2 separate regions of the Homo sapiens genome follow, and region 2 is linked to region 1. The links are chromatin loops, found by intact Hi-C in ENCODE. Cell type or tissue: PC-3. All regions are shown on one strand.

Region 1 (8,000 bases):
CTATCTCATTGCTCCATCTGATGAATTATCACATAGCTTCTCCAGCATCCCCCTAAGGAATCATCTAGCCTCCTGCTACTCAAGTGCACTCAACTGGCAACATCAATATCACCTGGACCTTGCTAAAAATGTAGACTCTCAGGCCTCAGCCAGACTCTATTTAAATAAGAATCTCCATTTTAACACTATGTCCAGATGATTTCTTTGCATATGAAACTTTAAGAAGTCTGTTCTGCCCCCTGTTAAACGCTTCCAGTAGCAGGGAGCTCACTATTCCACCCCCAAAGAAGGTCATTCTATAGTTAAATAGTTCTACATTATTAGAAAAACATTTATCTTTCCTTTACTGAGTATTCCCTATGATCCTGGCACTGTGCTAAGCACTTCATGCAAATTATCTCACGTAAGCCCAGCAGTCTATGAGATAGAGGGTAATTTTGGCTCCTTTTGTTATCGTTGTTGTTGTTTTTTTTTTAATTTTTCATTTTTTTGAGACAGAGTATCACTCCATCACCCAGGCTGGAGCCCAGTGGCGTGATCTCAGCTCACTGTAACTTCCACCTCCCAGGTTCAAGCGATTCTCCTGCCTCAGCCTCCTGAGTAGCTGGGATTACAAGCGTGTGCCACCATGTCAGGCTAATTTTTGTATTTTTAGTAGAGACAGGGTTTCACAATGTTGGCCAGGCTGGTCTCGAACTCCTGACCTCAGGTGATCCATCTGCCTTGGTCTCCTAAAGTGCTGGGATTACAGGCATGAGCCACCACACCTTGCCCATTGTTGTTTCACTATAGAAAAATGTACATTACAGCCAGGAGCAGTGGCTCATACCTGTAATCCCAGCACTTTGGGAGGCCGAGGCAAGTGGATCACTTAAGGTCAGGAGTTCAAGACCAGCCTGACCAACATGGTGAAACCCCATCTTTACTAAAACTACAAAATTAGCCAGGAATGGTGGTGCATGTCTGTAGTTGCAGCTACTCAGAAGGCTGAGGCAGGAGAATCACTCGAACCTGGGAGGCGGAGGTTGCAGTGATCTGAGATCGTGCCACTGCACTCCAATCTGGGCAACAGAGTGAGACCCTGTCTCAAAAAAAAAAAAAAAAAGGACATTACATAAAATTTACCATTTTAACCATTTTTAAGCATACAATTCTATGGCATTAAGTACATTCCCAATGTTGTGCAACCATCACCATTATCTATTTCCAGAAATGTTTCATTTTCCCAAACAGAAGCCTATTAATCACTTCCCCTCTCCCCTCTCCCAGCCCTTGGTCACTACTATTCTACTTTCTCTATGAATTTGCCTATTCTTGGTACCTCATTTAAGTGAAATCATACAACATTTGTCCGTTCGTGTCTGGCCTATTTCGATTAACATAATGTTTTCAAGGTTCATCTACGTTGTGCCCTGTATCAGAATCTCCTTATTAAGGCTGAGTCATATTCCATTATATGTACAGAGCACGTTTTGTTTATCTACTCTTTCTATAGATAATATTTGGGTTGTTTCCACATTTTGGCTACTATACATGTTATGAACACTGGTGTACAAGAATCTGTTTGAGTCTTTGCTTTCGATTTTTAGGGGTATATACCTAGGAGAGCAATTGCTGGATCATATGGTAATTCTATGTTCAACTGTTTAAAGAACTGCCAAACTGTTTTCCAGAGTGGCAGCATTGTTTCATCACAGCCTTTTAAAAATATAGCAGTTTTTGTGGCTACTTTTCTGATCAGAAAAAATGTTTAAACATTCTGTTTTATGAAAACTGAAATATAGACAACTTTTTTCCTTTATTGGAAATATTTATTTAACAAAAAAAAAACAGAATAAAAAGAATGGTCCTAAGAAACTAATGGTCTATTAATTTTTAGTGGCAATCCATATTTCTAGTGATGCTTTTAGAAAACAATGTAACAAAACATTTAAAAGTCATGCTAATATTACTAATATTTACACCTTGCATCTCAATTGGGTAAGTATCCAATTTGATGCATATCCTAGTAAATTTTTAGGTACCAAACAAAAATTGAACTGATATTCATAACATAATGGTTTATTTATCTATTTTTCCTGGCTATCATGTGCCTTATATTTTCATAATGAAAAAGGGTACCAATTGTTTAAATGTCTTTAAAAACTACCCATCTACCTATATAGCAAGTTTTAACATGATTCTTCGAGTCATCCCTTACCCAAAAAATTCATCTGATTCTCTACCCTGTAATGTATACTTCATATAAACGTCTATAATCCTTTATTCATCACCTTCTATAACGTTATCGGTAGCCTCACTGGTGTTTTCTTCTTTAAATCTGCTACTCTAAAACAAAGTTCAGCCATTTTTTTCTTTTAAATGGCAAGACATTAAATATTCTAGGCTGTACCTGTCATTCGATCAGTCACAACTACTCAAAGTTGCCACTGTAGCACCAATGCAACCACAGATCACATGTAATAAGTGAACATGGTTGTGTTCCAATAAAATTTCAGGCCAGATATGTTACCAACCGCTGCTCTAAAGAAATCCTAAACTAGTATTGTTTAGGTAGAACTAGCAGTTGAGACTAGAATAAAATAGGATATAATTAAATATCAGAAAATTAAATGGTCCTACTTGCAGACCATAATGTATGATTTAAATATTATACTTAGAAATTTACAAGAATGTGTGAACTGAACTGATAAGCTAAAGAATTTCTAGGTTAAAAAAAATCAAACGTACCCACCTATTCAATGAAAAATTGTCTTACTCTTGGGGAAGAGCTTGGGACAATGATCAGATTCCACCATCTGCTTGCAACCAAGCCCATGCAATTACTAGAAAATGTTGGATACTGGCCAGGTGCAGTGGATCACGCCTGTAATCCCAGCACTTTGGGAGGCCAAGGCAGGCAGATCACCTGAGGTCAGGAGTTCAATACCAGCCTCGGCAACATGACAAAACTCCATATCTACTAAAAGTACAAAAATTAGCTAGGCATGGTGGCATGCACCTGTAATCCCAGCTACTTGGGAGGCTGAGGCAGGAGAATCACTTGAACCCAGGAGGCGGAGGCTGAGGTGAGTCGAGATCAAGCCACTGTACTCCAGCCTGGGTGACTGAGTGAGACCCTGTCTCAAAACAAAAAAAACAAAAAACAAACAAACAAACAAAAAAAACTGAAAATGTTGGGTATAAATGATTCAACAAAGGAGAATTTCTCAGAAATTTCCTGTTTGTCTCCTTGGATTTAAACTCAAAATGGTGGCATAAATTGGCCTAATTAATTCAAGTTGAGGGGTAATATTGCAAAAAGACATAAAGAAAAGCTAGAAGAGAATTTATCAATAAACCGCCTTCCTCTCTGCTCTTATTTTATAAAAAGTAAATAGTAAACCCTCAGAAATGAGAGCATTCTAATCTTAAAGTCGAAAAAAAGAAAAATCCCAAAGGAAAAAAAAAAAGTAATAAATCAAAATCAACCTTGTAATAGCCTTTTCCTAAAAAATGAAAGCAGCAAACATAAAAAGACAGACTAAATGAATCTACATCACATTGAAAAATTACAGATTACATCTTTATTACATTGACTGGTTTTTCCTTGGAATCAGATTCCTTGCTGTTCCAATACGGCTTTAACCACTTCTTGATGTCTCAGTTAAGAATGCTTGTCTCAGTTCAGCCTGGAAATTCACCACAGGTGCTTGCTGCTGCTGAGAAGCCTCGGGTATAACTGACATTCTTGGTTCTCAGGAGGTGGTCCTTTTGCGTTTAACTTGGACTTCCACCTCTGGCACGTGCTGGTCTGTAGTCCGTCTCAGGTGTTAGTGATCCCTTGCTCTCTCCAGCACGCCACTGACAGCTCCTCGGGCATCAGAGACCTCTAGCGGCCAGCCGCTCTGCTCTGCCAACAAAGATTTAAACACACACAACACACACACACACACACACACAAAATCCCATTGCCCAGTGAAACACACGTTAATGCAATCTTTCTGGGATTTCTTTTTATGACAATTGTTTCTTCAAATAAAAGTTTTGTTTGTTCCCATGGAATTCTAAACATGCTTTTAAAGGAATAATATTTTAGAAATGTACTTACTTTGAAATACACAATTTTCCAAATAATATGCAGCCGTCAGAAATTATGCTTATGGGAGCTATGTAATAATAATTAATAAAACCTACCATCTATAGACTGCCTACTATATTCCAGAGACTTTACGTACAACAACTCTAATCCTTACAACAACCCTATGTAGCCTTTAGCATTTGACAGAACAGGTTTCGCCAGCTGTGTGGTCTTGCATAAGTATCCAATCACCCTGTCTTCAAGTTTCCTCACCTGTGAAAACAAGGATCTACCAGACCTATCTCTGGACTTACTGAGCATTCAAATGAGCTGATTCACATAAGGCACCTGGAACAGAGCCTGACACATCATAAGCACTCAATACCTGTCTATTATCACCAAAAAGGGGCGTGCCTTAAAATTTAAACATGACAGAATAAAATCAAACCATGACAAGTACCAGAAGAAGATGTAGGTGAACAGTATTATTATAACCCTGGGGTGAGCAAGACCTTTCTAAGCACACTACAAAAGGTAGAGACAGTAAAAGCAAAGGATTAATAAAACTGACCACTCAATGAAAAATCACTTCTGAACAGCAGAAAACACCACCAAGTTAGACGAAAAGCAATAAATTGGAGGAAAAAAAAAAAGGCAGGGCACGGTGGCTCACGCCTGTAATCCTAGCACTTTGGGAGGCTGAGGCAGGCAGATCAACTGAGGTCAGGAGTTCGAGACCAGTCTGGCCAACATGGCAAAACCCCGTCTCTACTAAAAATACAAAAATTAGCTGTGCATGGTGGCACACACCTGTAATCCCAGCTACTCGGGAGGAAGGGAAGGAGAATCACTTGAACCCGGGAGGCGGAGGTTCCAGTGAGCTGAGATCACACCACTGCACTCCAGCCTGGGCGACAGAGCAAGACTCTGTCTCAAAAAAAAAAAAAAAAAAAAAAGATTACATATTTGATGGACAAAAGGCTATTGTCTTTAATATACAGTGAGCTTTACAAGTTAAAAGAAACTTGTAAGTTTTTTTTAAAAAGAAACTTGTAAAGCTCACAGTACATTAAAGGGGAGGGGAGGGCAGTGAGAGATGAGATCAGGGAGGTACCAGGGGTGGGGAGATCAGATGGGGCTCTGTGTATCATGCTAAGGACTTTGGATTCTAAGTGTACAAACACTCAAAGATATTTTCCTTTAAAAATAGGCAAAGAACATAAACAGCAGAGCAGGACCGTTTGATGTGGCCATTTTATCCACAGGGACATTTTGATAAGCCCTGCTGACACAGCTATCCCTAACCTCCAGTCTAGTAGACTTTTCACTTTCTACTTTATTCCTTTCTGCATCATTTAAATTTTCTTCTATAAATGTGTGACTTGTCATCAGGGAAAAAGAAAGAAAGAAAAAACTTATTAGACAAGGTTAGCCTCTAAGAGGAAACCAAATCATCTTTATAAAATAAATTTTATGGTATTAAATATAACATTTGAAACTTAAGTCCTGAGAGAAAAGTTAAGAATTTAGTTGAGCATTTCCTCTATAGCCTAGAGCTGAAAATAAAATATCTTACTGTGTTCCAAATACCCTCCTTCTTCCCCTCCACCTACTGTCTATCTATATCTAATTCATTCATTCATTAGGCTCTTACTGAGCCCCAGCTTTGTGCCAGGCATGGTGCTAGGCTTCAGGACCTCCCAGCGAACCAGAAACAGTCCCTGCCCCCATGGTGCAGACAGTCTCATTGGGAGTTGGAGGAGGAGCAGGTAAAAAATAATTAAATATTCAGGTTAACGATATATTGTCAGGTGTGAGGAAAGGGCGCAGAGAATGGCAGGGGCAGCTGTTTTAGCTACAGTGGCCAGGAGGCCTCCAATGGAGTGATCTTTGAGCAGAGGCATGCAGGAGATGAGGGGACAGTGATGAGGATTTCTAAGAACACTCCAGGCAAAGACCTGAAGCAGGCAGGGGCCTGGTGTGTGTTCGCCAGCATGGCTGGAGCAGAGCCATGAAGGGGGAAGGCAGTGGGAGATGAAGGCAGGGAGTCCCCCGGGGGTGGGGAGATCAGGTGGGGCTCTGTGTATTATGCTAAGGACTTTGGATTCTGTTCCAAGAGCTGGAAAGGTTGACGTGATCGGGGGAAAGCAAGCCCACACAAAGCAGAGGTGTCCAGTCTTTATATTTTTAAATGAAAAAAAAAGAGTAACTTCCATTAAAACAAGTGACTCCTGGTTTTGTGTAATAGTAGACCAAATGGTGCCCAATCCCTAACCATCCCTTACTCCCATATCTAACCTGTACCTCAGAGTGGCAGTGGTTAGCAATAGAGAATTCTTCTGTTTGGTTGTTGTGAAGAAGGAGTTAACACAGTATGTTTGGTGGCTTACTCCTTGCATGTCTCCAAGCCACCCCTTGGGAATGTAGCCTTCAGCATGTTCTTTAGGTCACTGATGGATTGACTGTTTTGTTCTGTACACCTGGAGTAACGCACCATGCCATGGCATCTTGTTAGGGTTGCTTTGCCCAAACATCAAGATTGATGTATGTGAACCTGGTTTCGTTGTTGGAGTCCTGACCACAATCAGTGGCACAGTCTCGGCTCACTGCAACCTCTGCCTCCTGGGCTCAAGTGATTCTCCTGCCTCAGCCTCCCGAGCATCTAGGATTACAGGGACATGCCAACACGCCTGGCTAATTTTTGTATTTTTAACAGAGACAGGGTTTCACCATGTTGGCCGGGCTGGTCTCGAACCCCTGACCTCAAGTGATCTGCCAGCCTCGGCCTCCCAAAGTGCTGGGATTACAGGCATGAGCCACCGCGCCCAGCCTCCTGAGTTTCAATTGCCATGGCCAGTTGTGCATATATGACTAAGCATTCCATCAGAGCCTCAGACCTTGAGACTTGAAACAGCCTTCACTGGGCACAGATATTCCACACATGTCCCTGAAGTTCACTGCTACAAGAAATTGAAAGGGGAACTATAAAGTATTGTAAACTAAAAGAAAAATGAAAAAGCAACATAATTAAAGCTGTGGGATGCAGCTCAAGCAGTACTCAGAAGAGTATTCAAATCACTAAATCCCTATATTAGAAAAGCTGAAAGCCCGCAAATCAATGACCTCAGCTTTGCTCTTAAGAAACAAACAAAAAACGAAACAAAAAAAAAATAACAAATTTAACTTAAAGTAAGCAGAAGAAAGGAAATAATAATGGTAAGGGGAAAAAATCAATAAAATAGGAAATAGGAAAAAACAGAGATAAAGCAATTAAATCAAAAGTTGGTTCTTTGAAAAGACCAATAAAATGTAAAAATCTGTATCCAGAATGATCAGGAGAAAGAAAGAAGATGCAAATTACCAATATCAGAAATAAGAAAGGAGATATCACCATGGATCCTCCAGACATCAAAAGGATAATAAGGGAATATTATAAACAATAAATAAAAAAGAAAAAATAGATAAATTAAACTTTATCAATTTTTTTAAATGGACCTCAAAGGACACTACCAAGAAAGTGAAAAAACAACTCACAGAATGGGAGGGAATATTTGCAAATTATATATATGATAATGGTTTAGTATCTCGAATACATAAAGAACTCTTAAAGGACCCACCTCTCGATACTGCCAAATTGGGGATTAAATTTCAACATCAGTTTTGGGGAGGACAAATATTCAAATCATAGAAAAAACTGTATGCCAATAAAATTTGACGATGTTGGTGAAATTGACAAATGTACACATTTCCTAAAATACAAAAAGTGCCAAAGTTCATTCAAGAATAAATCAATAATCACAATAGTCAAATATTAATTTGTAGTTTAAAAACCTTCTCGCAAAGAAAACTTTGGTCCCAGACTTCACTGGCAAATTTTCCCAAACATTTAATGAAGAAATAATTACAATTCTATATGAAATCTTCCAGAAAATAGAAGAGA
Region 2 (8,000 bases), 600 kb before region 1:
GATCATGGTTTACTACAGCCTTGACCTCCTGGGCTCAGGTGATTCTCCCACCTTAGCCTCCTGAGTAGCTGGGACTACAGGCATGCTCCACCATGTCTGACTAATTTTTTGTACTTTTTGTAGAGATGGGGTTTTGCCATGTTGCCCAGGCTGGTCTCAAACCCCTGGGCTCAAGTGATCCACCCACCCCGGCCTCCCAAAGTGCTGGGATTACAGGCGTGAGCCACCGAGCCCGGCCTGTTTTTTTTATTTTGTTTTTGTCAGTATTGCTAAAGGTTTGTCACTATTACTGATCTTTTAAAAGAGCAAGCTCTTTGTTTCATCGATTTTTATTATTGCTTTTCTGTTTTCAATATCACTGGTTTCTGTTCTTGTCTTTATTATTTCCTTTATTCCACTTGCTTTAGGTACATTTTGCTCTCCTTTATTATTTGAGGTGAGAATTTAGATTATAGATTTGCAATATTTCCTCTTTTCTAATGCATGCATTTAGTGCTATATATTTCACTCTCAGACCTGTTTTAGCTGTGCTCCACACATTTTCATATGGTGTATTTTCATTTTAGATCAATTCAATGTATTTTTTGTATTTTGTATTTTTATAAAATGTTGTTTGCAACTTTCCCTTTGGCTCATGGATGATTTAAGTGTGTTGTTTACTTTCCTAGAGTTTAGAGAGTTTCATGTTATTGCTACTAATTTCTACGTTTTTTTTTTTTCATTATAGTTGTAAGACATGGTCTGTAATGATTTCAACTTTAAAATTTTGTTGAGGTTTGTCTTATGGCACAGAATATTGTCTATCTTGGTGTATGTTCCATGAACACTTGAAAAGAATGTGTATTCTGCTTTTGGATGGGATGTCCTATAAATGCCAATTAGATTCAACTAACAGGCTATGGTGCTGCTGAGCTATTCTATATCCTTATGGATTTTCTGTCTAACTGTTCTACAGTTATTGAGACAGGGATGCTGAAATCTCCAACTATAATTGTGGATTTGTCTGCTTCTCCTTTCAGTTCTATCAGTTTTTGCTTCATGTATTTTGCAGCTTTGTTGTTTCATGCAGGCACATTTAGGATTGCTTTGTCGTCTTGGTGTATTAGCTATTTTATCACTATATGTCTCCCTTTGGTATTTGTTTTTTGCTTTGAAGTCTACTTTATCTAATATGTGTAGGGTGAAAATATTGAGTTGTCCAAAATACATGTTTCCAGCTGAGGTTGAGCAACATAATGCTCCACCCTTTTGTCTCATCTGTTGTAAAGAGGTGGTCAGAGGATGCAGATAGTAGAGGGCAGTGTCATGTAGTGCAAGAAGTTCTGGTTCTGGGGCCATTTGGATGGATGGGGTTTGAATACCAACTCTGGTACCTCTGGGTGCAGCCTCAAGCAAGTCACTTAATACTTTTTTTTAAAAAAATCAAGCCATTCTTACATTGCTAACAAGTCACTTAATACTTCTGAACCTTGTTTTCCCTTTAGTAAAATGAAGAAAATAGACTCTATCAGGATGAGTGGTTTTAGGATATAAGGTTATAATTTATGTCAGATATTTACAGATATGTACTAAAAGCATTACATATGTAGTTGTTCCTAGTACAATAAATTGGACTTTCACAAAATTATTTTCTCTTTGAAAGAAGCTAAAAACATTGGGCCAACAAATATATGAAAAAATCCTCAACATCACTAATCATCATAGAAATGCAAATCGTAACCACAATGAGGTATCATCTCATACCAGTTAGGATGGCTATCATCAAAGAGACAAAAAAATAACAAATGCTGGTGAGAAAGTAGAGGAAAGGGAACTCTTATATACTGTTCGTGGGAATGTAAACTAGTACAGCCACTATGAAGAATATTATAGAGGTTCCTCAAAAAAGTACAAATAGAATTACCATATGATCCAGCAATCTCACTACTGGGAATTTATCCAAAAGAAAATAAATCAGTATATTCAAGAAAATATCTGCACTCCTGTGTTTATTATAACACTATTCATAATAGCCAAGGTATGGAATCAACCTAGGTGTCTAACGACAGATGAATGGATAAAGAAAATGTGGTGTGTGTATATATATATATATATGCAATAGAATATTCAGCCATTGAAAAGAATTCTGTCATTCACAGCAGCATGGATGGAACTGGAGAACATTATGTTAAGTGAAATAAGCCAGGAACGCAAAGGTCAACACTGCCGGTTCTTACTCATATGGGGAAGCTAAAAAAAAATTGATCTCATAGAAGTAAAAAGTAGAACAGAGGGTACTAGAAGCTGAGAAGGGTAGGGGGAAATGGAGAGATGGGGAGAGATTGTTAAGGAATACAAAATTATAGCTAGATAGAAAGAATAAGTTTTAGTGTTCTATACTGCTATAGGATGACTGCAGTTAACAACAGCATATTATATAGTTTCAAACTATTATATAGTTTCAAATAGCTAAAAGAAAGATATTGAATGTTCCCAACACAAAGAAATGATAAATGTTGAAGATGATAGATATGCTAATTACCCTAAACTGATCATGATATACTATATTTATCAAAACATGACTATGTACCACATGAATATGTACAATTACTATTTGTCAGTTAAAAATAAAATGAAATGAAATGAAAAAAGAAAGTTAAATGGCAAATCACAGATTAGGAGCAAGTATATAAAAGTCAAATATCTGATAAAGGAATTGTACACAAAATACATAAAGATCTCTTATAACAATAAAATAGGCAAAATATTTTAACAGACATCACAAAAGGATAATTTGGATGGTAAATAAACATATGAAAAAATGCTCAATGCTCAGAAAAATTAAAAGACTGCTAGTTGGCCAGGCGCGGTGGCTCACGCCTGTAATCCTAGCACTTTGGAAGGCCAAGGCAGGTGGATTGCCTGAGCTCAGGAGTTCGAGACCAGCATGGGCAACAATGGTGAAACCCCATCTCTACTAAAATAGAAAAAATTAGCTGGGCATGGCAGTGTGTGCCTGTAGTCCCAGCTACTCGGGAGGCTGAGGCAGGAGAATTGCTTGAACCTGGGAGGCAGGGGTTGCAGTGAGCTGAGATCACGCCACTGCACTCCAGCCTGGGCAACAGAGCAAGACTCCGTCTCCAAAAAAAAAAAAAAAAAAAAAAAAGACTGCTGGTGACAAGGATATGAAAACACAAGTAATCTCATCAATAAAGGGAATGTTAAGTCGTATAACCACTTTGGAAAAAAGTTTGAGAACATTTTACAAAGTTAAACATATACTTATGATATAACTCAGCAATTAAACTCCAACATATTTATCCAAAAGAAATGGAAGCATATGTATATATGTGTGTATATATATATGTGTACATATATATATGTGTGTGTATATATGTATATGTAAGCATATATATATATTTATACATTGTTTATTCATTCACCTGTTGATAAACATTTTGGTTGTTTCTAGTTTTTTACTGATATGAATAAAGGTGCTATGACATTTACACACAAGTATTTGTGTGTATATATATATATATGCTTCCCTTATATATATTTTTCATATATATTTTCCATTTTCCATATAAATATTCCATTTATATATATATATGGAAGCATATATATAAATATATATAAATGGAAGCATACATATATACACAAATACTTGTACACAAATGTCATAGCACCTTTATTCATAACAGTTTTTTACTGTAAACAACCCAAATGTTTATCAACAGGTGAATGAATACACAATGTTCTGTATATCCATGCAATGGAATGCTATTCAGCAATTAAAAGGAATGTACTACTGGAACATGCAACAAAATGGATAAATCTCAAAAACACTCTGCTGAGTGAAAGAAGTAAGAAACAAAGGGGTGCAAACTATATAATTTCATTTATATGCAATTCTGGAACAAGAAAAGTATAACAAAAAAACAGATCAATGATTGTCTGGAGTTAGGGGTGAAAGAACTGACTGCACAGGGGCACAAGGGAATTTGGGGTGAGGTAGTGATGGAAATGTCCTATATTTTAATTGTGTTGGTTACATAGGTGAATAAATTTGTCAAAATTCATCAAACTGTACACTTTAACTTAGTGCATTTTATTTTATGTAACTTATAATTCAATAAACTTGATTTTTTTTAACAATGAGCTAAATACTTGAAAGGCATTTCTCAAAAAAAAAGATATCCAAATGGCCAATAGGGCATTTGAAAAAGTGCTCAACATCAATGATTATTAGGTAAATTTAAGTCCACCAATGAGTTACAACTACATGACCATAAGAATGACTTAAATTAAAAATACTGACAATAGTAAGTGTCAACATGGAAGTGGTGCACCTGGAACTTTTATACATTGCTGGTGTGAGTAAAATTTTAACTATGTTGGAAAAACATTTGACAGAATACTTAAATAACCCATATGCCTGCCCTATGATGCAATAATAGATATATTTTGCTATATATCTAGATATATTTTCCAAGATAAATGAGTACATGTATTTAAAAATGATATGTACAGAGTGTTCCCATTGATTTTATTCATAATAGTCTCAAACTGAAAACAACAAAAATTCCATTAACAGTAGATGGAATAAATGTTAAATTCATATAATGGAATACTACACAAAAATTAAAAATAGACTACTAGCACACGCAACAACATTGATGAATCTAACTGAAATATATTGAATGAAAGAAGTAGAACTAAAGAGTACATACTGTGTCATTCCGTGAGTATTACACTAAAAATTGACAAAACTAATTTATGATGATAGAAGTCAGAATAGTAGTCTTCTATGAGGATAACTGGGAAGGGGCAAAATGAGCCTGCTAGATGCTGAAAATATTCTATATCTTGGTCCGGCCATGGTTACGAGGTGTTTACATGTATAAACATTCATGAAGCTGCACACTTAAGACTTGTGCACTTTATTATATATAAGTTATAGTCAACACATTTAGAAATGCAAATGGAATAAGCAATTTAGTAAAAAGACAAAGATTTTCAAGTTAGATTTTAAAAACACAACTCTGTGCTCTTTAAAAGAGACACTTTGCCTAAAGCATGGAAGAAAGTCAAATATAAAAGAGCGGGAAAAGATACACACCATGTAAGCAATAACTAGAAGAAAGTTGATATAGCTATATTATTATGACTCAAAGTATACTTACGGAAAGAAGGATATTTCATAATGGCAAAGGAATTCAACAACAGAATTCAAAGATTAAGAAAGAATTAAATGGAAGATACAAAAATCACTAGTTCGTAGGGGCATAATACAACCTCAACAGGGAGATGTAAAAATCATAAATGTTTGTGCACACAATTTCACATTTTTTTTATTATACTTTAAGTTTTAGGGTACATGTGCACATTGTGCAGGTTAGTTACATATGTATACATGTGCCATGCTGGTGCGCTGCACCCACTAACTCGTCATCTAGCATTAGGTATATCTCCCAATGCTATCCCTCCCCCCTCCCCCCAAATTTCACATTTTTAAATACATAACACATAAGTTCATGTAACAAAGCAGAAATAGACAAATCTACAACTGTAGTATGAAAAATTAACACATTTCTCAAAGTAAATCAGAAAATGCAGAAAGTCAGTACTTATATAAAGATATAAACAACACAACAGATGAAGTCGACCTAATCGACATACATAGAATACCATTTGCAAAAATAGCAGAAAACACACTATATTCGAGAGCTCACAGAACATTTCCCAAAAAAGACCATATGTTGAGTGATGAAGCAAGTTTCAACAAATTGTTAAGACTGAAGTAATATAGGAGAGGCTCTGTAACCAAAATGAAAATTAACTAGAAACCAATATTAAATAAATATCCCCAAACCTTCAATTGTTTGAAAATGAAGCAATACCTTATAAATAATTGATAGGTCAAAAAAATACAGTGGAAAGCTGAAAATATTTTGAATTGAATAATCTATTTTGACATAAACTATCAAAGTGTAAGATTCAGCTAGATCAGTTTTCAGTAGGAAGATTAAAGTTTTAAATGCATGAACTAAAATGAAAAAAGTTGAACATCAACGATCTAATCTTCCTGCTCAAAAAGCTAGTAAAACAAATTAACCTAAAGAAAATATAAGAAAGGAAATGATAACAAGGACAGAAAACATTGCAATAGAAAGCTTATGTACAGGCCAGACACCTTTTTCCACTATTTTATATTTGACTTTCCTGCATGCTTTAGGCAAAGGGTCTCTTTTAAGGAGCACAGAGTTGTGTTTTTAAAATCTAATTTGAAAGTCTTTGTCTTTTTACTAAAGGCTCACACCCATATTCACAGCACTTTGGGAGGCTGAGGCAGGCGGATCACTTGAGCTCAGGAGTTCAAGACAGCATGGGCAACATGGTGAAACCCCACCTCTACAAAAAATACAAAAATTAGCCAGGCATGGTGGCATATGCCTATAGTCCCAGCTACTCGGGGTGTTGAGGTGGGAGGATTACCTGAACCTGTGGAGGTTGAGGCTGCACAGTGAGCCATGATCACACCACTGCACTCCAGCATGGGTGACAGAGCAAGACCCTGTCTCAAAAGAGAGAGAGAGAGAGAGAGAGAGAGAGAGAGAGAGAAAGTAAGTAAGTTAGTTTATGTACAATTGAAAAAATTTTTAAAGTCAGAATTTAGTACTTTAGTAACAATATATATAAAGTATAACATATTATGACAAAGTAGGGTTTGTCCCATTAATAAAAGATTCTTTAACATTTGAAAATCAATGCAATTTGCCATATTAATGGAATAAAGGAGAACATCTATATGATGATCTCAGCATTTGCAGAAAACACACTTGATAAAATTCAGCATTCATATCTCAGCAATTAGGAATAGAATACAACTTCTTCAACCTGATTGAGGACTGTATTAGTCCGTTCTCATGCTGCTATAAGAACAAACCTGAGACTGGGTAATTTACAAAGGAAAGAGGTTTAATTGACTCACAATTCCTCAGGGCTGGGGAGGCCTCAGAAAACTTACAATCACGGTGGAAGAGGAAGCAGACATGTCCTTCTTCACAAAGCAGCAGGAGAGAGAAGAATGAGAGCCTAGCGAAGGGGGAAGCCCCTTATAAAACGATCAGATCTCACGAGAACTTACTCACTGTCATGAGAATAGCAAGAGGGAAGCTGCCCCAATGATTCAATTACCTCCCAACCGGTCCCTCCCATGACACATGGAGATTATGGGAACTGCAATTCAAGATGAGTTTTGGTGGGGACACAGCCAAACTATATCAAGGACATTACATGAAACCTAAAACTAGCATCATAGTCAATGGTGAAAGATCGAATACTTCCCCCCTAATATCAGCAACAAGGCAATGATGTCCACTCCCACCACTTTTATTCAACATTGTACTGGGAGTCCTAGTCAGCACCATAAGGCAAGAAGAAGAGATAAAAGGAATACAGATTCAAAAGGAATAAATTAAAACTGTTTATTTGCAAACAACATGATTATGCTCACAGAAAATTTCAAGGAACCTACCAAAAAGCTACTAGAACTAATAGGTGAATTTAGCAAGGTCACTGGACAATAGGGCAATATACAAATATCAATTATATTTCTGTATAGTAGCAATGAAAAAAATGAAAAATGATGTTAAGAAGATAATTCTATTTACAACAGCATGTAAACAGAGAAAACAATTAGGGATAAATTTTACAAAATTTTTTATAAGATCTGTACAGTGAAAACTACAAAATACTGCCAAGGAAACTGAAGAAGACCTAAATAAATTTAATATGCCAGGTTCATGGAAGGAAGACTTAATATCATTAAAGATGTCAATTCTTCCAAATTTGATGTATGCACTCATGAAAATACTATTCAAAATCTCAGCAGCTTTCAAAAAATTGATAAGGCAATGTAAAATCATGTATGAAAAATCAACAAACTTAGAATAGCCAAGAAAATTAAGGAGGAAGAGAAAAAGGAGGAAGAGGAAGGAAGGGGAGGTATCGAGAGA

Evidence for each region. Peaks named below come from ENCODE experiments on the same cell type or tissue, not always from the same donor. Only the 100,000 strongest peaks of a DNase experiment are listed, where the experiment ranks them.
Region 2: it touches region 1 in a loop (12-fold over the local background); 32 of 110 quality-filtered maps call a loop at or near these places.

What each region holds. Positions count from the first base shown.
Region 1 is chrX:130,326,693-130,334,692 of GRCh38, reverse strand. It overlaps the pseudogene LOC112268303. Among named protein-coding and RNA genes, the nearest start is that of SLC25A14, 9.2 kb to the left of the region's middle. In PC-3, CTCF peaks have their summits at 3,666 and 3,866 (motif pointing left); a DNase peak (open chromatin) is centred at 4,322; H3K4me3 peaks cover 507 bases.
Region 2 is chrX:130,921,732-130,929,731 of GRCh38, reverse strand. No RefSeq gene overlaps it. Among named protein-coding and RNA genes, the nearest start is that of ENOX2, 23 kb to the right of the region's middle. In PC-3, no CTCF peak of the experiment used is centred here; no DNase peak of the experiment used is centred here.